Linked DNA regions of Homo sapiens: regions 2 and 3 are each linked to region 1. Evidence: chromatin loops called from intact Hi-C (ENCODE). Cell type or tissue: A673. All regions are shown on one strand.

Region 1 (8,000 bases):
GCAGTTTTATGATATCCATGGTTCATGAGTACTGACTTTACGAAAGGCTGGTTGCAATAGTGGCAACATGCTAAGATAAAACTCCTCCCAGGAACCAGATATTGCTAGCCAAGAATTGTTTTTTCAATTGTTAAATTCACACTCTAGGATTCTGTTGACTTCAGCTGGACTGAATCCAGATTACATTTCACTAGGTACATGAGAATTCTGCACGGAAATCTAAGTTTATGCTTGTGGTGCTTTTATGCTCCTATGGAGTGGCCACCTGAAAATTGCTGCTCTGGTTTATCCTTCAACCAGCTCTTGGTTTCCATTACGCTCACTGAGCTAAAGCTTATGTTTGGAAGTTCTCAGACATTTTCTCTGTTTAATTGATTTGATGAGAATTTTTACTTAGACTGCTCATGTACTGATGAATGCCTGATGAAGATAGCCACAGTCAAAAGCCAACAAGGCAGCAGTGATTCCCACACTAGATACTAAGTACCTAAGTGCATTTAGTAGCCTTTGTGGAAGGAGAGTGATGAAAAAAAATTGAGTCCTATTTTAAAAGATTTGTCTTGCTCTACTGACATCACGGAGCTGCCTTGAATGTTGAATATGTTTGTATATATAAAAGTACCTTTGCAAACAGAGGTGCTAGTTCATCATTAGTGTCTGGAACAATAACTTCCAATGGTTATCCTCTCTACTTTCCATTGGTAGGAATGAAAATACCAATACTTAGGTAAGTATCAGGTATCACATGAAAATCAATATCTGCTTTGACTTTTTCCAATCCTTTTTCTTTTCCACTTATTCCTCCCTAAGAGAATACTCAAGAAAGTAAGTTGTAAAGTGGAAGTTTTACTTAGTCTCTACCCAGATGGCATAAATATTTCTAAGTAATTTTTCTTTATAGATAGTAGTCAAACAACTGAAACATTATCAGAGTTATTTTAAAAGCTACCCTTCTACCCTACCCCCCAAAATATGTTCTTGAGGCTTTGATAAATAGAAGATGGATTTTGTTTTTATTTAAAATATAAAACTTCAAATTTGCCCAGGACTTCTCATATTGAGCTGGGTGGGGGGGGCACTTGAAACTTAGGAAGTTAATAAGAAAAAAGTTAGACACAACTGAATAGTCTCAGTTACTTATCCTTAGAAATTTAAATCAAATCCTATAACCTTTTTAAGGTACAACCAATTAAAAAAGACCTTAGTGTGATACAGAACATTTTGAGGGATGATTTGCAAAAGCTTATAACAGTAGATAGAAAGACAGCATGCTATTTCTAAACAAAGCAATGTAAAAGATTCTGATGTAGAAATGTTTGCAAAGGAGTAAAGCAAAATTGAAGGTGAGAAATTGCTATCCAAAGTGTTCTATTGTGTTTTGTGTGATTATAATCACTTTGGGGAGAATGAGAAAAAGAAGCAGAGGGACATACTGGAATAAGCAGGAGGAAGAAGGCAAAATCATTTCCTTGAATGTGAGCTCTATTGTTGAATACAGAAAGTCCAACAGAAGGTAAGAAATCATATGTAGAGCTAAGACAAGGGCATAAATGAGTAGATAAGTGGCAGAGAATGGGGCTGAGTTTCTAATATTTTTATATGCACTGTGTGGATAGCTTAACATTGAGAATAATGTAGGGAAGCATTGTTAACTGTTTAGACACCATAACTTCAGACTCATGATTCAGTTTGGGCAGAAAATAGCACCAAGCAGGAAGAGATAAGGGAAGAAAGGAAAAACAAAATTAAAAAAAATATATTGATTAGTACATCCTGACACATCGTTAAGTACTTTACATGACTTATCTCATATTGATGTCATTCACTATTTTTCTCCAGTTATGAGTAATACTATTCTTAATGAAACTTAATATAGAAAAAATAAAAAGTATTTATAATCTCACTACCTTACATGTCTGTAAACCACATAGATTTCATAGAATTTATGCCATAAAATACAGCGTTATACATAATGGTTGGTTTTTGTCTTTTTTTTCTGCTTGCCATGGTCCTTGTCACATTATTACCTACTCATGGAAAAACTAGTATTTAATGACATCCCTTGATTATTACCTTGTAAGTTCCTTGGAAGATGATATCAGAATTGGTCTCAACCCTATATCAAATATCTATATTTATTTTTCGAAACTTTTTCTTCAAAATGCACTATAACAATAAAAAAAAAAAGCAGAGATAATGCTAGCTTCTCCTAACACTTTCCTGTAGAGAAATTTGTGGATCAACTAAGAATGAGCCCTCACTGATTACATGGCAAAATGTATCCATGTGGATACAAACCTGTCTTTGTGGCTAATGATGACAATTTTAAAAATAATTATAATTTGGATATCTGTATTTTCTCTGTTTACTATTTCATACCAATTGCCTTCTGGATATAAAATATTTAATCATACACTCAATCATAATTAAGCATTTCAGGATATTGGGTATGATTATATACAGTAATAAAGGGGTGATGTTAATATGATAGTTTTTCGTGCTGCCTCAGTTATCTGGAAATTATGACAGCCAAGTCACATTAGCATGTTATTGCTCTCTGAGGTTAATAGCATGCTATTTAATGTGAAAAACCAATAAGATAAGCTGGGCCTCTTTTTCCTAAGGTTAAAATGACAAAGGGCATGGACTTCTATGTAAATTTTTTTTATATAGAATCTAATTAACTGTATTGATTAAAAATATAGTTATATTTTGAAATAGGTAAATATACACACACACACACACACACACAGATAGTATTTTCTGCTCCTTTAAGCTTCTATTGTAGTAAAAGGCAGAACATTGAGAGAGAATAAAGCCAGGCTAGAATCAACCCTAACCCTAACCCTAATATGTGTGCGTGCGTGTGTGTGTGTGCGCGTGTGTGTGTATTTATCTATCTATCTCATAAATATAATAGGCAATGTGTTTCTAAGTTTCAATATGTTACTGGGGGATGACACAATAATAATGCATTCAGATATGAAAGGAAAGGATTTAATCCTTCCTTACAAAGGGAATAATCTGGAATTCATAGAGGCTGTTCAAACAGTCAGTGTCAGTTGGTTTAGTTGCTCTAAATTACAAAGCCTCCTAGTATAATTGTACATATAAAGTTGGTTGGTTTTACTGAGCCTTTTCCTTGGTTTCCAATAAAAACAAAGAATATCAAGCAAACAAAAACTAACAATGGGTTGTTGCCAAAAAAGTTGTTCTTAACACTGAACAAAAAAAGAAAAATGTAATTTTGTATAATAGCATCTCTTCTGCTAAATCATTATCTCACATTTATTAGATCCTTAGCATTTTTATCTTATAATAAACACTTTCCCTTTCATTTTCCTATCCTTTAAGCTCCTTTTGTAGTAAAAGGCAGAACGCTGAGGGAGAATAAGGGTAGAATCAATAGAATAAGTTTTACAGTGTCAAATAGACCAAACTTGGTTCAATTTATAAGACAGGGTAGATGTTTCATTGCCAACTTGAACTAGATCTACACTGAGGCCCATTTATTTCACAGAGCTGATAGAAAGTTTTCTTGTTGCTGTTCCTAAGGCACAAAATTGATTTCTCTAAATGAAAGTGTAAAATTATTTCAATAAAATTGCTGGCACCCTTTTTTCTTTACTGTAAGCTCAACATGTAAAACCATATTTAATTCAGCATTTCCCTCTCTCAGTTGTCAGTACTCCCACAATAGAAATGGCATTCATTTTTAGGCACAGTGAGTGAACAAAAGAATCGAGAATCTACATTGCAAAAAAGCTATGAACTGGCTTACTTTTTCTGATTACTCTGGTGTGCATAGCAATCCCGTGCTGGTGGAAACTGTTTTGAGAACATACCCACATAGAACAGGAGATGGAGCTCTTGACTAACATGAATTCAAGTTGCCTACCATCTTTTTAGATTAACATCATTTACTTTATCCTACACAATTCAGAGACTCCCAGAAATCAAGGCTAAGTAATTTCCCCTGATTATCAGTTATTTGTGTTAGGAAGTATTCAATTTGGGGAATTAAAGTCCTTCCAGACTCAGGGTCATTACTTTAAAACAATGAGAACTTGAAGCAGAAGCTCTGAGTCCCAGAATTGTGAGATTCAAGGAAATCACTGCACTGGGACAATGCTCCACAAAGAATGTGTGTGTGTGTGTGTGTGTGTGTGTGTGTACCTATGACAAAGGTAAGCCTTGGCTCTCTTTGACACTAATAATTGATCTTAACAGTCTCATGTAAAGTATCTGCAAATGCAGATTTAAGACCCTTCTTTTAGCCAATTGTTCCATCCAAAGTCCTTTTATATAAATAGTGGAACTGCTTCTGGGGTCTGTTGATTGACTGACTTTTGAAGATGGCCACACATGGCTTCTGTTTCTTTTCTGAATATGATCTTTTCTTCTCAATATTCCCATTTTGTTTTCCAGCTTTATTCTAGGTACATTTTCTTTCATTGTTTTTCTCTTTATATTCTATTCTAATGGTATGAAATAATTTTGGAAGTAAAAACCCCTCACAGTTCAAAAGAAGGAAGTGAAAGGGCAGAGTTTTAGGCATTATTCTTTGTGGCAAAATACTAAAGAGACAATTATTTCTTAGACTTGTGAATAATTGTATTTGCTGGACTTTTCTTCCTGTATTTGGCCCATTAGGAATTTTCTAAATTACTCATCCATGTGTTGAAGTATAACCCTCTTTAGAAAAAGCTTCTGTGACACCTTAACTGAAACCACTACAGTTCAAGGTGAATATATGAGAGGTCCCCATTGGACAAAACACTCTGCATAAAGCGCCTTGGAAATGGCTCTTATTAGCTCATCCTCTTTGTTTCATTCCTAGTGAAGTCACTCACTGAAGAGGGAGTCAGCAAAATGCTAGTTAAGTAATAAACAAGGGTGAGAAAGACAGGTTAGACCCCCACTCACAGCATCTCATCTCAGCTTTTGCAAACTTGAGTGAACTTCATATAGAAATTACCTGTGTTTCTAAGCCAGGCAACTATGGACAGCGCTCACACTTACCACTAGGTTTCTGAGCCCATGAAGCAGTCTTCTCTTTGCAGCCTCTAAAAAACAGTGCTTCCTTCAATTTAAGTTTTGGGTTAGGAGAGGATCCAAAAGGGTTTTCTTTGCGTCCTCCTGAAACAGTAACACTAGAGGTAAAAAATGGCTTGATATTTATTTATAATCACTAAAAGGCAATAAGGTAAGGCTATTATCTTCAATGAAGATGTATTCCATGCAACCCACTGTGCCAGATATATTGGCATATATTTTCAGAAGAATACCTAGGAGATTGTGTTATCCTATAAATTGTATAATAAAAAATCCTGTGGCTAAAACCTTGCTGTGGAGCAGAGGTGACACATATGCAGACATGATACAATGTCTGTGCAAAGTGTGACAAGTCACAGAGCATCAGTGGCAAGGAGGGAGTGCAGCAATGGTTGGTGTCAGCAATGGTCAGGAAGGACTTCTGAAAAAGGGAAGTTTAACCTGAATTTTGAAGGATGGATAGGATACCCTTGGACTGACAGGACAGGAAGGAGAAACTGAAGACAGAGAAGAATAGGGTCATGCTGCTGGCAGATGAAAGCACAGGGGCATGGAAGAAAGTTATGAGGAGTCCTGTTTTTGCAGAGTGTGAAAGACTGAAGTTGGGGGCATAGAGAAGTATGCTTTTGAAGTGCTTGCTTGTGCTACCTGTTGCTCACTCTTAATCACATAAGTGATAGGGGCATGGTAAATGGTTTGCAGACTTACTCCGAAATTTCTCTTACTATGTGGAAAGGAAAGAGGATACTGTTGTCTCAGTGCCTCTTAAGTCTCCAAGATTCCTAGTGTGGTGAGGATAACATTTGAATTGGAGTTTTTAAGAACTTGAGGCTGTTAGGCATATATTTTTAGAAAAATGTTTCACATGTTTTCTAATTGTAGTGAATTTGTTATGTAAAGAAGTTCTACGTTGTTAGATACTGTGAATCATGTGACATATTTGATTTGTAACAAGCCAAAATCAGAGTTTCTTACATTGAATAACATGGTGCTTTTTTGGAAATGGATAATGCAGAGTGCTCATTATAAATGTGCACAACATATCATTTGCCTGTGAATAAGCCTATCAGTAACAATTTATATGTGATACTCTGTCAGGCCTGGTGATAAGCAAGCTCCTTTAATGGAGATATAGCCTGTGTAGTTTCAGTTGGTGGCATTTGTGGGCACTATTTGACAGGAACAAGGAAACAAGATTATTTTTGGTTGCAATTTACTTAATTTATGGGAAAGAAATATAGCAACAAGAAACTGTGAACCTAGACTTAGGAGGACTTCAATGGAGTACATTTTAGCATTATACTTTTGAATTCTATATGAGGTATTCTCTGTTTAATCTCTGGTGAAAACAATGCTTACATTGTGTGGTTAATTTAGGACTTAATAGAAAAAAATAAGTATTTTCCTGAAAACATAGCATGTTCCTTTTTTATAAGATAATCTATAATTGTCTCCTTTATATTAGCTGTAAAAATCACTTATAATTAATCACAATGTCCATATTAGCCTGGCATTTCTTATGTTTATATTCTGTTATTGCTCCTTTAGTGATCCTATTTAAATTTTAGCAATAGTACTATAAAAGAGTCTGTTATATATTAGAGATACTATTTTTCTTCTTTCTCTTTTCTTTTATAGGGAATGATATTATCATTTGCTCCTAGTGTAAGTATGATCTGAAAGTTACAATGAAACTTATATTCATTTGCTGATGAAGACTGGTCCCAGTGGTTTTCCATAATTATATAGATGTAATATTACTAAGCATCTATTGCTGGGGGGAAGATTTGAGAAAGGCAATAAAAGGATGTTAGGAAACTTTTTAGATTTCTATCATGGATGCCCTTATAGCCAAATCTAGTCACAAGTAAAAAAGTAGGTTAATTTGGAGGGCTTTTTTGAGAGAGAAAATAACAGTACGCATACTTTAAATGTGTAATAAGAGTAATAGCTTTTTAAAAAGAGTTTGAGGGGTCTTGAAATTTATCAAGTCTAATAATTTCTTCTTACATATGAGAAAATTGAAATACCAAGGGATTAATGACTTTCTGAGTATCATGCATTAGAACACAGATTTTTTGTTTGTTTGTGTGTTTGCTCACTTTTGTTTTTGTTTTGCAAATATCACAAAATACTAATCAAGCTTTTGGAATTCTGATATAATACAACAAAAGATTAACATAGCTTTTGTTAACTTTAGTCAAAGTCACGTCCTGATTTACACTGAAGTAGTGATCTGCATCAGAACTAGAATAATAAAAGTGAAAGTAAGTTTCTTCCATCATGAAAATATGCTATTCTGCAACTACATAATATTCAGTCCTACTTTTTTGTTTACGTCATCAAGCCTTGTTAAAAAAGACTATATCTCCTAAGTCCGATCTACACTGCTATGTGTTCAAGAGAATTTAATGATCTTTAGAGGCACTCTGTTCTTAGGGAGGTATGCTAGTTTTCTATTTTTAAAAAAGATATTTTTAGAAATAGTTTGGCAACATAAACCCAGAGACAAAAACCCCATGAGTTTTCAAATATTTACACATGCCTACCTAAATTGACATTTTTCTTAAGGAATAATGGGAAACAACTTTATGTCAAATTTCACAATGCTATTATTTATGAGATTGAAACATAACAGAAATAGAAATATAAAAATAGATCAAATACCTCTAAAATCTGAAAACAGATATTTGGTGAAACATTAGGCAAACATTAAAATTTGTATAATTACTTGAGAACATGCAAATGTTAATTGTTATAATGCAGAGAACAAACTAAGACTAAGTGTTAGATGTAGTATCCCTGAATAATGACAACTAAGAAATTAAATTTGCTTCAAATAATTTTTCTGTATGTTTCTGTTTTTCTGCATGGAAAATACTTCATATTATAATCAGGAAATGGCTTACTGAAATATAGATGAAAGAAAATGATAAGAGGACAGG
Region 2 (8,000 bases), 170 kb after region 1:
GACTCCTAGGAAGACAGAGACAAGCGCCCAGTGGGGCTCAACCTTCAGGCCAAGAACAGTCTGAAGCCTGAAAATCAAGCTGTTCATTCTAGATAGAGTCCAAAACCGGAGTAAGAACTTCTATTCCTATCTTACCCACTCTCTCTTTATTGATTCCTTCTGGATGTTGCCTTTTAACCAATCTTATGATGTCTTTTCAAGCCCACCCATGGACCAATCAGCATGCATTCTCCCATTTTAAGCCCATAAAAACCCCAGACACAGCCTCACAAATGGCAACCCACTTTCAGGTCTCCTCTCGCTGCTGAGAATTTTCTTCCTGTCACAGAATAAAATTCTATTCTGCCTTACTCACTCTCCAATGTCCATGTACCTTATTCGTCTTGGTCACAAGACAAGAACTCAGAACTCACCAAACTCTGGGAGCAAAAGAACTGGAACACTTCTGCTTGCCAAGCTGCAGGTGGTGGGAGTAAAAAGAGCTGTAACACTCCCTCCCATTCGCCAAGCTGTGGGTGTGAAGAGGCTGCTGGGTGCCACTCCCTCCCGCTTGCCAAACTACAGGAGTGAAAAAGTTACAACATTTTGGGGGGCTCATTCAGGATCTTCAGAAGGTTGAGTAAGAGAGGACCTATGACTCTTTAGTTTCATTCCAAGGTTATTGTCCTCAGATTATTTTCCAAAAACAGATAAAACACCAGGACTCTGTCAGCCAGTTAAGAGTGGATAGCACAGCTGATGGTCTACAAGACTCAGAAGACAGGCTTCCTGGGAAGGACTTTGTCAATACCCCTTCACCTTCAGATGTTGGTAATGTTGGCTTTGTTCCCATTTAGTTTCCCTTTACAGATGTCTAGCCATTGCATGGTATCAGAATAAGGTCCCGGGGCAGTTGAAGGTATCTGGCTAAGGCTACACCTTGGCATTACCCAAGAGCTCCTGGACTAGCTCCAATCCCGGACAGCCCATTCAGGTGCTGGACCAAGATTTCCAGTCTTTCTTGTCACATTTTCTTTCTTTTGAGACTCTTTTGGCTGCTATCCCTTCTTTATACACAATATTACAGGTGTTTTTGCAACCCAAAGAGATAATTTTATGGGGTGGAATGAATACTTGGCTTAGTCACCAGGAAAGTAAACCAGAACAATGTTTCTGTCTATCCTTAGAAACAGGGGTATGTAATGGCTAAGAGAGTTTTCTTTCCCCTGTCAAAAAAAAACCTGTTAGCACAGGGAAAGAGGCTTTTTCCCCCCAGACACCTTCCCTCCTTTGCATTTAATTTGTTGTTGTTTTTTTTTCCCCACCATGTCAGATGTCAACATAATCCTGCGAATACAGGGAGCTTTTAGTTGTAAGGGGTTATTGTTTGTCTTCTGGGGAGGCATTTTATTAGGCCTGGTCCCCAATTCCAGGGATTCCCTTTCTTTGTTTGAGGAAGATCTGTTCCCATAGCTTTACATTAGCATTACTCCAGCATATTTTCCAAGCTTCGGTTTGAAGCCCTAAAAGGAAAACTAGATCTGAGGGACCCAGAGGCAGTTGACAGTGGAAGACTACAGCACAGTGGAGGTAAGCATGACTACCCCTGCTGAGTAGGCCTTCCCACTTCATGGGTGGAGCTCATCCTCATATTTATGGTATGAGCCCCATGAGTTCACCCATGGTGCCAGTACCAGGTACTAAGATTTGGAGGATGCCTCAAATTCAAAATGAGAAAGGGAGAGACCAAGGGATATGTTTTATCCCCTCTCACTTTTCAAATGGGTAGCAAACTATTCTCAGCCTGCACTCCTCTTGAGTGCATTCTGAATCACTGGGACTCCTTTGACCTTCAGACTCTGAAGAAATAATGCCTTATATTCCTTTGTACAATGGCTTGGCCAGGTTATAATTTGCAGATGGAAAAGCCTGGCCTCTGGAGGGAGTAACAATTTTAATACTATCCTGCAGCTCAATCTTTTCTGTAAACACAAGGGCAAATGGTCCAATGTCCCATATGCAGGATTTTTTTTTCCCTTGTAGGATAATCAGGAACTCTGCTGACATTGTAGGATGGATCCAGCCCTCCTAGTGGTCGTCTCAGGAGGGTCTGCAAAGGACTATCCTAAGGGACTAGGACATTAAACCTCAGAGGTACCTCCAGCAGGGGAGTAAGCTCCCTCTGATCCTGCTCCTCCTGATCCATCCTGTGCTCTCTACCCAGGTTCTCTCTCTCAAGCTTATCCCATCCTAGAAATTCTCATTTTAGGAAGGTTCCAGCCTCACTCATGCCCCTACAAAAGATGCCTTGTGAATATGACCTCATTAAGGTACAAGTCCCCCTTTTGCTACAGGACTTAAGACAAATTAAGGGGGATTTTGTAAGTTTTCAGATAACTCTGACAGGTATATAGAGGTCTTCCAGAATTTAACCCAAGTATTTGAACCCCTTTGCAAAGATATTATGGTACTTTTAAATCAAACCCTGACTATGGCTGAGAAGCAGGCAGCCCTGAAAGTGGCAGAGAAGTTTTGGGATGAGCTTTGTATCACATATAGTGCCAAGGAAGGGTGACAGCATTATCCAATTGGAAAAACAGCAGTACCATTGGAGGACCCTAAATGGGACCCCAGTGATGACACGGGAGAATAGAAGAGGAAACACTTTTAGACGTGCATATTGGAAGGCTTATGAAGGACTAGAACTAAGCCTCTAAATTACTCCAAACTATCCATGATAGACCAGGGCTCATATAAGAAGCCCTCTGCCTTTCTGGAAAGGCCTAGAGACCTTGGTAAAGCATATACCTTTATCTCCTGATTCAGTTGAGGGACAGATAACCCTAAAGGATAAGTTTATTACCAGGTGGGCCCTGATATCAGGAGGAAGCTGCAGAAACAGGCCATGGGACCAGATGTACTTTAGAGAACCTCCAGAAAGTGCCCACCTCGATCTTTCACAATAGGGATCTAGAGGAGGCTCAAAAGAGGGAGAGGGGACACAAGATAAAGGCAGAGGCTCTAATGGCTGCCTTGCAAGCTTCAACCCAGAATCCCCAAAGGCACCTATTAACTGCTACAAATGTGGCAAGCCAGAACACTTTAAGAAAGACTGCCCAGACAACATGAGGAAGCCACCTCAACCCTGTACAATCTTCAGAGGGCATCATTGGAAGGCAGACTGTCCCTAGAGACACAGGTCACCAGGTCCAGAGCCAGTCTTCCAAATGGTCCAGCAGGACTGATGAGTCCCAGGGCTCCTCTCCCAGCTCTGATGGTTCAGACTGCCATTACCATCCAGGAGCCCAGGTGATTCTGGAGGTCACACTGAGGAAGGTGTACTTCCTCCTGGATACCAGAGCCGCTATTTCTGTTCTTTCCAATCCAGGCCTCCCCTCCTTTCTTTGCATGACCATGAGGGGCATTTCAGGAAAGCTTTTAATCCGATATTTTTCCCAACCCCTTAGTTGTAGTTGTGAAGACCTCTTGTTTACTCATGGCTTTTAAATCATGCCTGAAAGCCCAACTCCTCTGCTAGGCAGGGATATTTTACCTCATGTAGGAACCACTGTCCTTATGGACCCAGGACAGACTATTTATCTCCCCCTGGTGGAGACTGATAATCCAGAAATTTGGGCAACTCAAGGGAAAATTGGCCAAACCACAACCGCTACACCAGTCTGGATCCACCTTAAGAATCCCACTTCTTTCCCTAATGAGAGACAATTTCCCCTAAAACCAGAAGCTAAGAAAGGGCTAGAAGCCATCATTATAACTTGAGGATGCAGGGCCTGCAACAACCCTTGTACTACCCTTATAACGGGGATAGAGAAACCCAACAGGGAATGGTGACTGGTCCAGGACCTCCATCTCATTAATGAGGCTGTGGTTCCAACTCATCTAGTGGTTCCCAATTCTTATATCTTGCTAACTCAAATGCCTGAGGGAACTATATGTTTCACAGTCCTGGACCTAAAGGATGCATTTTTCTGCATGTTACTATACCCTGACTACAATATTTGTTTGCATTCAAGGAACCCTCCAACCAGACCACCCAGCTGGCCTGGATGGTATTACCTCCAGGATTCTGAGACAGCCCCCACCTGTTTGGACAGGTGCTGTCAAGGGATCTCTCTGAGTTCCTTTATCCTCAGGTTAAAGTTTTACAATATGTAGATGACATTCTCCTGTGTGCCCCAACTGAAGGAATCTCTCAGGAAGGCAGTAAGGCTCTTGATTTGCTGGCTAACAGTGGATATAAGGTCTCAAAACCTAAGGCTCAGATCTGTCAGATTTCAGTGAAGTACTAGGTCTAGTCTTGTCAGAGGAAATCAGGGTGCTGAGTGAAGAAAGGATTAAGCCCATCGTCTCCTTTCTCCTCGCTCAAACCCTCAAACAACTGAGGGGATTATTGGGCATTCCAGTATTCTGCAGATTATGGATATCTGGGTACAGTGAGATAGCTTGTCCTTTTTATCATCTAATAAAGGAAATTCAGGCTGCTAAGACTCATTCTCTAATTTTGGAACCAGAGGCTAAAAGGGCCTTTGACCAATTGAAACAAGCCCTGCTTGAGGCACCAGCACTTAGTCTTCCCATAGGAAATACATTTGATCTTTATGTATCAGAAAAAAAGGAAATGGCCCTGGGAGTTCTAACCCAGTCTTGAGGTGAAACCCAGCAACCCTGTATTAGTCAATGTTCTCTAGAGGGACAGAACTAATATAACAGATGTGTATATGAAAGGGAGTTTATTGAGGAGAATTGAATCACATGATCACAAGGTAAAGTCACATGATAGGTCATCTGTAAGTTGAGAAGCAAGGATGCCAGTGGTGGATCAGTCTGAGTCCCAAATCCTCAAAAGTAGGGAAGCCTACAGTGCAGCCTTCATTCTGTAGCCAAAGGCCCAAGAGCCCCTGGAAAAGCACTTGTTTAAGTCCAAGGGTGCAAAAGCTGAAGAACTTGGAGTCTAATATTTGAGGGCAGAAAGCATCTGGCACAGGAGAAAGATGAAGGCTAGAAGATTCAGCAAGTCAGCTCTCCATCTTCTGCTACCTGCTTTATTCTAGCCACACTGGAAGCTGATTAGATGGTGCCCACCCAAACTCATGGTGGGTCTGCCTCTCCCAGTCCACTGACTCAAATGTTAATCTCCTTTGGCAACACCCTTACAGTCACACCCAGGAACAATATTTTGCATCCTTCAATCCAATCAAGTTGACATTCAATATTAACCATCACAAGTCCATAGGCTACCTAAGCAAGGAGCTTGATTTGGTGGCTAAAGGATGGCTGGCTTGCCTACAGGCAGTTGCAGTGGTAGCTTTACTGGTGCCAGAGGCTAATAAGTTAACCATGGGGAATAACTTAACCATGGTTACCCCACATAATGTGGCAGGACTGCTGTATTCTAAGGATGGTATCTGGCTAACAGACAACTGCCTGCTCAAATATCAAGTTCTGCTATGGGAGGGATCTACAGTCCACTTAAGAAGCTGTCTCTCCCTAAACCCAGCCACCTTTCTCCCAGAGGAAGCTGATGAGCCTGAACATGACGGAAAACAGATAGTACTGGAAGCCTATGTGTCTGGAGATGACCTCAAAGAAACCCTCTTAGAAGACCCAGACTGAACTCTCTTTATGAACAAAGTTTTTTTTTTGTTTTTTTTTTTTTTTTTTTTTTTTTTTTTTGTAGAACAAGGGATCCATAAAGCAGGGTATGCAGTAGTCACCCTAAATGACACAACTGAGAGCACAACTCTCTCCTTAGACACAGTGCTCAGCTAGCTGAGCTAATTGTCCTCACAAGGGTGCTTGAATTAAAACAAAGGGAGAGAAGTTAACATTTATTCTAAGTGTGCTTTCCTAGTCCTCCATGCCCATGCCACTATCTAGAAAGAGAGAGACTTCCTCACAGCTAATGTGTCTCCCATTAAACACTATCATGAAATTAACAGACTATTATCCTCATCTTTCCTTCCAGAGGAAGTGGCAGTAATACATTGTAAAGGCCACCAAAAGTGGATGGATGAAATAACCAAGGGAAATAAATTGGAAGACCAAGCAGCTAAATTGGCAGCAAGAAAGCCCCAGATTTTTGATCCACTTGAGGCCCCTCTGGTCTGGGGGATGCTCCATAAGAGAAATAAAACCTCAATATTCTCCTGCAGAAATATAATGGGCCACTTCTCAGGGATACACCTTCAGCCCTTAGGATGGCCTCAATTGGAGGATGGCAAACTTCATCTACCAGCTTCCAGCCAATGGAAAGTTCTTAAAATTCTTCATCAAGCCTCCCACCTAGGAAAAGATAAAACCTATCAATTGGCTCAAAGGTTGTTCTCAGGTAAAAATCTGCTAAAAAATCATCAAACAGGTCGTTAATGCTTGTTACCCTTGCCTTAAAAATAATTCCCTCAACTGATGGCTTCTCTTCCCTTCTCCAGGACCCAAAGAATGGGCATCTACCTGGGAAAAGAATGGCAAATGGATTTCAACCATATGCCATCAGATAAGGGGCATCCAATACTGCTTAGTATTGGTAGATACCTTCACTAACTGGGTAGAAGCATTTGCATGTCAGAGAAAGCCTCTGAGGTGATAAAAGTACTAACTCATGAGATAATTCCTCACTTTGGATTCCCTAAGTACCTCAAGAATGATAATGGCCCCTCATTCCAGGCAGCTGTCACCCAGGGTGTCAAAGGCACTAGGCATACAATACCATCTTAATTGTGCTGGGACACTACAATCCTTGGGAATGGTACAAAAGACAACTGATATTATCAAAAGGCACCTTAGAAAACTGTCTCAAGAGACTCATCTCCCCTGGATTACTCTTCTTCCCATGGCCCTACTACCTGTTAGAAACACTCCTTCAAAGCTGGGTTTAAGTCCCTTTGAAATAATATTTTCTCACCAATGATTTCCTGCTAGACCAAGAAATCTCTGATTTGATTAAATATGCAACTTATTTGATTCATATCCAGCAGGAACTGAAACACCTCTCAGAGGTCCAAACCCATGAACTAGGGCCTCCTCTATTCAACTCAGTGGACTTAGTACTGGTAGAGGCTCTTCCTTCTCTTTCTCCATCTCTAGGCCCAGATTGGGAGGAACCTTACACTGAACTTCTTTCTACTCCTTCAGCAGTGAAGGTCACTGGAATAGATTCTTGAATTTTTTATACTCAAGTAAAGGCCTGAGGAACTGATGGAATTACCTCTGTTGACCCAGGAGAGTGCACAAAATACCAGTGTGAAGAAATCACAGACCTCAAGTTAAATATCATGAAAGATAAGTGTTAATAATTAACCCTCTATGGATAACCTCTTTACAGTCTTGTTTATACTTGCTGTTCTCACATCTGTTCTGTTCCTCACCATAAGGTGTCTTTGCCAAGGACCCCTTAATCCTGAATACTCATGGGATTATCTACTCCCCTAAACACCTGTTTCTCTTCTAAAATTTAACTGCCCTCCCCCACAAAAGATTTAATTTCTTTCACAATGGTGAAACAGCTCTGGCCACAACATGGTTTTCAGAATGATTAGTCTATTTTATTTCTTATCTCTGGCACTGGCCTGGATTATTCCCTTCTTAGCTCCTGTTTGTATTATACTCATATTTGGTCCATGCATATTTAACCTCCTTGTAAAACCTGTTTCTTCTCACCTAGAGCCCATCAAACTCCAAATGGCCATGCAAATGAAGACGCAAATGAAGACTCAAATGATGGCTCCCTTTTACCGGGGACTCTTAAAAAGGCCTCTGAGAGACAGAGAAAGAGAGAGAGAGAGAGATCGAGGTCTGACTGCCATTTTCCAAAACAATACCCCCTGTTAGCATGAAGCAGCTAGACCAGTCACCATCCCTATCCTAATGGCAGTTAGATGTACCACTTCAAGGTGGGGATTGATAGTGAAAGAAAACAGATAGATTCCTGGGCAGACAGGGATGGGGTCACCAGTGGGGCTTGACCTTCAGGCCAAGAACAGCCTGTATCAATTTTAAAAAGC
Region 3 (8,000 bases), 570 kb after region 1:
CTAATTAAACTAAAGAGCTTCTGCACAGCAAAAGAAACTATCAGAGTGAACAGACAGCCTACAGAATGGGAGAAAATTATTGCAATCTACCCATATGACAAAGATCTAATATCCAGAATCTACAAAGAACTTAAACAAATTTACAAAAAAAACAAGAAAACAAAAAACAAAAAAAAAAAAACCCCAATAAAAAGTGGGCAAAGGACAAGAACAGACACTTCTCAAAAGAAGATATTTATATGGCCAGCAAACATATGAAGAAAAGCTCAACATCACTGATCATTAGAGAACTGAAAATCAAAACCACAAAGAGTACCATGTCACTCCAGTCAGAATGGTGATTATTAAAGAGTCAAGAAACAGCAGATGCTGATGAGGCTGTGGAGAAATAGGAATGCTTTTACACTGTTGGTGGGAATGTAAATTAAACCATTGTGGAAGATAGTGTGGCAATTTCTCAAAAACCTAGAACCAGAAATACCCTTTGACCCAGCAATCCCATTACTGGGTATATACCTAAAGGAATATAAATCATTTTATTATAAAGATAAATGCATGCATATGTTCATTGCAGCACTATTCCCAATAGCAAAGACATGGAATCAACCCAAATGCCCATCAATGAAAGACTGAATAAAGAAAATATGGTACACATACACCATAGAATACTATGCAGCCATAAAAAGGAATAAGATCATGTCCTTTGCAGGGACATGGATGGAGCTGGAAGCCATTATCCTCATCAAACTAATGCAGGAACAGAAAACCAAACACTGCATGTTCTCAGTCATAAATGGGAGCTGAACAATGAGAACACATGGACACAGGGAGGGAACAACACACACTAGGGCCTGTTGGGGCAGGGGCGTGGTGGGGTAGTGAGAGGGAGAGCATCAGGATAAAAATATAATGCACGTGGGCTTAATACCTAGGTGATGGGTTGATAGGTGCAGCAAACCACCATGGCACACATTTACCTATCTAACAAACCTGCACATCCTGCACATATATCCTGGAACTTAAAATAAAATAAAAATTTTTAAAAAGAAAACAAAAAATACTGATCTAAAAAGTGGACTTTAAAATACTTAGGAAAATTAACTAAGTCCATAAATTGAATATTTATGTGGAATTCAGTCTATTTTACTCTAGTTGACCAAACATTAATTAAAGATCCTCCTGAAAAAAAATTATTTAAATTGATGCATAGTTTTATTGCACCTATAGAACCATTTTCATTTATTATTTGTGTTCTATCAAAGCTTTAAAAAAAAACAGAAAAAAATATTTTATATTACAAAACCAAAATGCATTTATTTTGGAGAAAATTTGAGGGAAAATATTTTTAAGAGGTATAAAAGATAAAATAGAGACCATAAGCAATTCAACCATTAAATTATTACCAACATAAACACTGGCATATTTCATGTCAAACTTTTAATTCATATTTTGATATCATATCCTCTTTAGTTTCCTAACATTTAAAAAATTTAGTCATTAAATGTTTATCAAAACACAGGTTTTAAGAAAGTTTTATTAGAACATAGCTAAATTTATTCATATATATATGGTCTGCGGCTGCTTTCATGCTACAACTAAATAGCTGAGTTGAGTCACTGCAACAGAGACCAGATGGCCTGCAAAGCCTACAATATTTAGCATTTGGCCCTTTATAGAAAAAGTTTGCCAATCCTTAGTCTAGATGTACAGGAATGTGTTTAAGTTTCTCTTGTTATTGGATATTCAGAGTTTTTATTTTTAAAACTGTTATTGATAACTGCAATGAACATCTCTGAACATAAATATTTGTCTCTAACTCTGATTATTTTCTTAGGATGTACTTTGGAATTTAGCGGAAAACAGATCAAGACGTGTACAATTCTTGATGCATACTGCCAAATTGCATTCAGAAAGGTCGTGCCAACTTACACACTCACACCAGATGTTCATGAGCATATCCAGATCATCACATGCTTGCAAGAATTTAACATTATTATTTTTTGTTATGTCAGTTTGATAGATTAATAATATTTCATGCTAATCTGCATTTTCTGGATGGTTAAAGAGGCTTACATTTTATCTCATATATATAGGGCATTTTTTAAAATAATCTATTTATGTACTTTGCCCATTTTCTTACATTATTTAAAAAGTTTTCTACCTTTGAAGAATATTTATGTCTGCTGTACCACATGTGACCAATATTTTCTCTAGTTTATCATTTGCCCTTCACTCTCAATGCCTCTTTCTCCAGGAGCTTAATCATTCTTTGGTTGGATCATTTCTGGTTTACCATGTTTCCTTTATAGTTTTAGTGTCTTTATTATTTTACACTTCTCTATCTCTCTCTGATTCCTCCCAAGAGACTGTTTCAAGATAGTCCTCACTTCACTTTGATTTTTCTGAAGTTTCAATTCAGTCTTTCATTGCTTCTAATACATGTTAGTTTAGTATTTATTTCCCGGTAGACTTTTCTTCTCAGTCAGCCCCTTTCTTCTACAGAATATTTTCTTTTCTTTTCTTTAACTTTTATTTTAAGTTCAGGGGTACAGTGCAGGTTTGTTATATAGTTAAACTTGTGTCCTGGGGTTTTGTTGTACAGATTATTTCCTCACCTAGGTATTAAGCCTAGCACCCATTAGTTATTTTTTCTGATCCCCTCCATCCTCCCACCCTTCACCCCCTAAAAGGTCCCAGTGTGTGTTATTCCCCTTTGTGTGTCCATGTGTCCTCATCATTTAGCTCCAACTTACAAGTGAGAACATGCAGTATTTTTTTGGTTTTCTGTTCCTGTGTTAGTTTGCTAAGGACAATGGCCTCCAGCTCCATCCATATCCCTGCAAAGGACATGATCTTGTTGTTTTATGGCTGCTTAGTATTCCATGGTGTATATGTACCCCAGATTTGGGGTACATATATTTTCTTTATCCAGTCTACCATTGATGGGCATTTAGGTTGAATCTATGCCTTTGCTATACAGCATGTTTTCTTTGTGTCTCATTGCATCATCTCTTTACCTCGAGATATTTTCTCCTTATAACACTGAGGCCAAGTCTTCCTTCAACCTACTGCATTCAGTATGTCTGAAAGGAGAACTCTGAGACATACATGCATATTTTCTGTAATTTTTAAAATGTTTTATTGTAATAGTCTTGGTCCTTTTATCCTGTGGTAGGCAGAATAACAACTCCCCAAAGATGCCCGGGTCCTAACCTCCAAAACTTGGAATATGTTACTTTATATGACAAAAGGAATTTTGTAGATGTGATTAAGTTAAAGATTTTGTGACCAGTAGATTATCTGGATTATCAGGGTGAGCCCAGTGTAATCACAGAGATTCTTAGAAGAGGGAGACAGGAGGGCCAGCGTCAGAGAAGGAGATGTGATGATGGAAGCCGGGGTCAGAGAGAGAGAGAGATTTGAAGATGCTATGCTCCTGGCCTTGAAGGTGAAGGAAGGAGCTGTGAGCCAAGGAATATAGGTGATGACCTCTAGAGCTGGAAAAGACAAGGAAACAGACTCTCTCTTAGAGCCTCTAGAAAGAATGCAGCCCTGCCAGCACCTTGTTCTTAGGACTTCTGAACCCTAGAACTGTAAGATAATAAATTTGTGTTGTTATAAGCCACCAAATTTGGGGTAATTTATTGTAGCAACAACAGGAAACTAATCCAGAGTTTACACAAAAGGGACTTTGCAGATGTGATGAAGGTTATGGACTCTGGGATAGGGAGATACCCTAGATTGTCTAGGTGGACCAAATCTAATCACTTGAGCCCTTAAGAACAGAGAAATGTATCTGGCTAGAGTCAGGGAGATGCAGCAGAAGAGGACAGATGAAAAATGAGGTAAAAGTGTAAGTCAAAGAGAGATAAAGTATGAGAAAGACTCAGCCTACCATTAATGGATGTGAAGATGGAGAAAGGGGACCACAAGCCAGAGGATGAGGGTGGCCTCTAGAAGCTGGAAACAGGCATCTCAGTCCTCCAGCCACAGGGAGCTGAACGCAGCAACATCCTAAATGAGCCTAAAATTAAATAATCCCCTATAGAAAAAGCAAAGAAAGGAAGGAATAGAGCCCTTTTGACTCCGTGATTTTGGCCTTATAAAACCCAGAGCAGAGAAAACCAGCCAAGTCCGCTAGACCTACAAAACTGTGATATAATAAATGGTGTTGTTTAAGGCTTCTAAATTTGTGGTGATTTGTTACAACAGTAATAGCAAATGAATAAACATCTCAAGTTACAAAAATCAAACTCAAACTTAAAGGGTCTATTTTACTCCTATAATAAAGAGTCTGATAGAGGTCAGTTCTTGGGTTGATAATTCAGTGGCTTGATCCTCTGGTCAGAGAACCAAATTCTTCCACATTTCTGCTAAGCTATCCTTGAAATGATAGCTACGTCCCCTAGTGGTCACAGATGGCTGCAGCCACTCCAGGAATCCTTCCAGACAAAGAAAGATTTTCTTCCTAAGGCATCTCTTTTAATAGGGGGGAAGAAAAAAAAAACTTTCCCAGAGTTTCCCTAGCAGGTATTTCATCTTGCTTCATTGGCTGGAACTAAGTTCTATGTAAACCACTAAGAATCACTAACAAGGAGGACAGAAACAGGACTTGGATCAATTAAATTTACCTAAGTCACATAGGATAGGGATGGGCAACAGAATGAAAGGCAGGACTCTGCTTCGTGGGAAAACGACAGAAATGACCATGAGTACCAATCATCAGTGTTTGCCTCAAGGTTTTAGTTATCCTAGAACAGTGAGTGATTGATGCAGAACTAAGGTTGCCCAGCTGAAATGGTGAGTGAATTAGTCTGGCTCCAGCTCAGTTTCCACAAAATTCAAAAACCAATGTAGAGGACATGGATGTGTGATCAGGAGTCTAAAATATCAAAGATGGAACACTGAATGTTAACATTTAACTCCAAAGCAAGGACCTCCAAGCCATTAAAGAGTCTAGGCTCTGGAGAATGAGATTGGGAGGAAATTGAGTAAGGCATTCGAATCCAGAAGACCGTAAACTGCCTGTGTCCCATACTAGGAAAGCAAAGTTTCTGAGAGATGCTGAGGAGCTGGCCATAGCTGAGCTACATGGTTAGGTATGTGCTGGGCTGGCTAGAGATGGGATGCTGTGTATGTGAGGTGCCTCTGCTCTGCATATGCTGCACTTACCTTGGTGTTGGGACATCCAGCTTACCACTGCTGCATACATGATGCTCATGTCAACAAGCTGGCTGGTCAGGTCAGGATTTATCAGTATGGGAAGAAAATTTGTCCAGCTTTCAGGAAGTCTCTTTATGTTAGAGAGAGGGAGGAAGGATGGAGAGAGAATGGGTGGCAGGAGAAAAAAACAGGACAGATAAAGATGGGAAGGGAAAGGAGGAAAGTCAAGGGTAGGGGAGAGGAGAAGAGGAAAGGGAAGGGAAGAGAAGGGAGGGGAAAGGAGAATAGAAAGAATTGTTTTAAATAAATCTGATCACCTTATTCCTCCAATTAAAACCTTTTAACACCTGTTTGCCCTTTTCCCATGCTGCAGAGCCCTGATTTTGTTCTGTTGTCCACCTATATCTTAAATGACTCAGGCAATGCTAACTGAATTGATCCCATTCTCCTTGTCGGTGATGACTTTAGTGGTTTGCTTGTGGCCCAATTCTAGTCCATGAGACAGATCAGAAGGTCAGCCAAAGGTCTTAGCAGAATTTAGCGTGGCTTGCATTTCCTGCATACTCTAGGCTCTGACAGATTTTGTGGCTTCATCTTACACCCATTAGTCCCTCCATCTCTCTGTTCTGGTACACTGAATTTTTTCCATTACTTCAAAGTGTCCCAGTCTCTTGAGGCTGGAATTTTTCTGATTCTAGTCTTATTTTCCTCCTTCCTACACCTTTTTCTCTTTCTTTAAATATCACTTCTTCAAGAAGGTGTTTCTTACCCCATTGGCTAGATCAGGTTTCCATAAGTATTTCCATTAGTACTCTTTTCTTTATTCATTAAGTCATGCAAAAAAATATTATGTTTTATGTTGTCAGTCAGATTACTAAATGTTGTCCACAGGACAATCAGCCATCAAAACAGCCACAGCCCTTGCACTCACCACATTGTTGATTTCTCAATAAATGTCAGCTGGGACAGCTGTACCCAGAAATCTCTGTCAGGGATCCGTCTGTCTTGTATTGCACTAGTTCCCCAGCATTTATAATGGTATCTAACACATAGTAGGTACTCAATAAAGAGTTGTTGAATGAGTGAATAAATAAGGAAAGCAGGAAATTGAGGATCCTTAGGCAATGAAAATATCTCTAACTGTACCTGATGAGTAAAACATTTCTGCTAGGGAGATCAACTGTTCAATTACAGTTTGGAATTGAAGGGTTTTGAAGGACTTAGGACTTTCAGTGCTAATATTGAGAATGTCCTGAGCAAACCGAGACAAGTTGGTCACCCTCTATTTATGGCCCTCCAAACCAAAAGAGTTCCCCTGTCCTCACTTTCCACTCTTTTCCACCTGTAACTAATCTTCTGGGAAGATATTTCCATTCTGCCTCTAAATGAATGGAAATGTTTCAGGCTCTGCCATTGTTTCCTAAAATGGTAGATTCTCAAGGCTGAGAGGTTATGTATTTTACCATCAGAATTTTAAATTCTGGATTCCTCATTTCTGGATAGAGTCAAAGCGGCTGAAGCCTGTGTTCAGCCATTTGTACTCATCATCTTCAAAACTTCTCATCCGTAAAAAGGTCTCCCAAAATCAAAGCACTTTAGAGATGCCAAACAGGAAGGTTGAAAATAAGCCAGTGCATTCAACAAAGCATGAACCATTGTGCTTCTTGGCTTCCTATTTCAGAGACACTTCCGAACAACTCTTCCACAGCCTCTAGCAAGCAATGTTTCTCTTCTACATAAAAACCTTGAAAGAGAAGAGAAAAAAGCAAAGGTCTATCTTATATATAGGCACATATTTGAACCTCAGTGGTGTTTTTGCTCCAAGAACTGAAATTCGTTCTTCACAGAGATAATGAAATGCTCTGAAAATGACCCAAAAGACATTTTTTGGGTCAGTCCAGGTTTTGTTTGTTCCAAGGCATGGAGTAATGGTGTAAGGCTCTTAGCTCTGGCCAGAATTTCAATGTTCTGACTCCTTGCCCAGTATTCTCACTCTTCCACATTACCACAATACAGCATTCTTGTGTGTATATGTCAATAAATTGTTTTCAAGTTTGATTTTTTAATTTAAATATTTAAATTCAACATGTTTTCATGGTTCATGTTTCACCTAGAACCAGCATACTCAAAGGGCGGGTGTTTATATTTTTATTGATGCTGACTGGTAGGACTCATATTAAGGGTTGTTGAATTTTGACACGTAGAAGTAGGTGAGAAAACACACTCTTTGGCAAATTATAAAGGTAAATCCTCCTCTCAAGGCATTTTTGTGTGTTCTTCCAAGACACACTCCCTGCTCATCACTGGAGCCTCCCCCTTTCAGTATTACTGGCATGGGCAATGGCAGGTCTCAGCTTTGCCACCCAGGCTGGAGTGCCCTGATGTGATCTCGGCTCACTGCAACCTCTGCCTCCAAGGTTCAAGCCATTCTCCTGCCTCGGCCTCCTGAGTAGCTGGGATTACAGGCATGCACCATCACACCCAGCTAATTTTTGTATTTTTTGTAGAGATGGGGTTTCACGACATTGGCCCGGCTGGTCATGAACTCCTGACCCCAAGTGATCCACCCATCTCGGCCTCCCAAAGTGCTGGGATTACAGGCATGAGCCACCGCACCCGGCCAGGTGTCTGCATTTATTTATTTATTTATTTGTTTATTTATTTATTTTGTGGAGGTACAAGTTTTCATTCTGATTAGACCCTATTATTCTGAGGGCAAAAACTATGTTTTGTGCTCCCTTTGTATCACCTAGGTCATCTGGTACTATGTTGGGCATGTATTTATTTATTTATTTTATACTCTAAGTTCTGGGATGCGCTTGCAGAACGTGCACGTT

What was found. A loop is a pair of places that touch in the nucleus more often than their neighbours do. Peaks named below come from ENCODE experiments on the same cell type or tissue, not always from the same donor. Only the 100,000 strongest peaks of a DNase experiment are listed, where the experiment ranks them.
Region 2: a loop joins it to region 1, with 4 times the contacts of the local background. A loop is called at or near these places in 5 of 110 quality-filtered maps.
Region 3: a loop joins it to region 1, with 11 times the contacts of the local background. A loop is called at or near these places in 12 of 110 quality-filtered maps.

What each region holds. Positions count from the first base shown.
Region 1 is chr3:35,962,243-35,970,242 of GRCh38, forward strand. No RefSeq gene overlaps it. Among named protein-coding and RNA genes, the nearest start is that of MIR128-2, 220 kb to the left of the region's middle. In A673, a CTCF peak has its summit at 3,856; a DNase peak (open chromatin) is centred at 3,859; H3K27ac peaks cover 1,110 bases.
Region 2 is chr3:36,128,817-36,136,816 of GRCh38, forward strand. No RefSeq gene overlaps it. Among named protein-coding and RNA genes, the nearest start is that of STAC, 250 kb to the right of the region's middle. In A673, a CTCF peak has its summit at 3,623 (motif pointing left); no DNase peak of the experiment used is centred here.
Region 3 is chr3:36,536,685-36,544,684 of GRCh38, forward strand. The region is part of intron 10 of STAC (SH3 and cysteine rich domain); the gene reads left to right. Among named protein-coding and RNA genes, the nearest start is that of STAC, 160 kb to the left of the region's middle. In A673, CTCF peaks have their summits at 4,418 (motif pointing left) and 4,622; no DNase peak of the experiment used is centred here.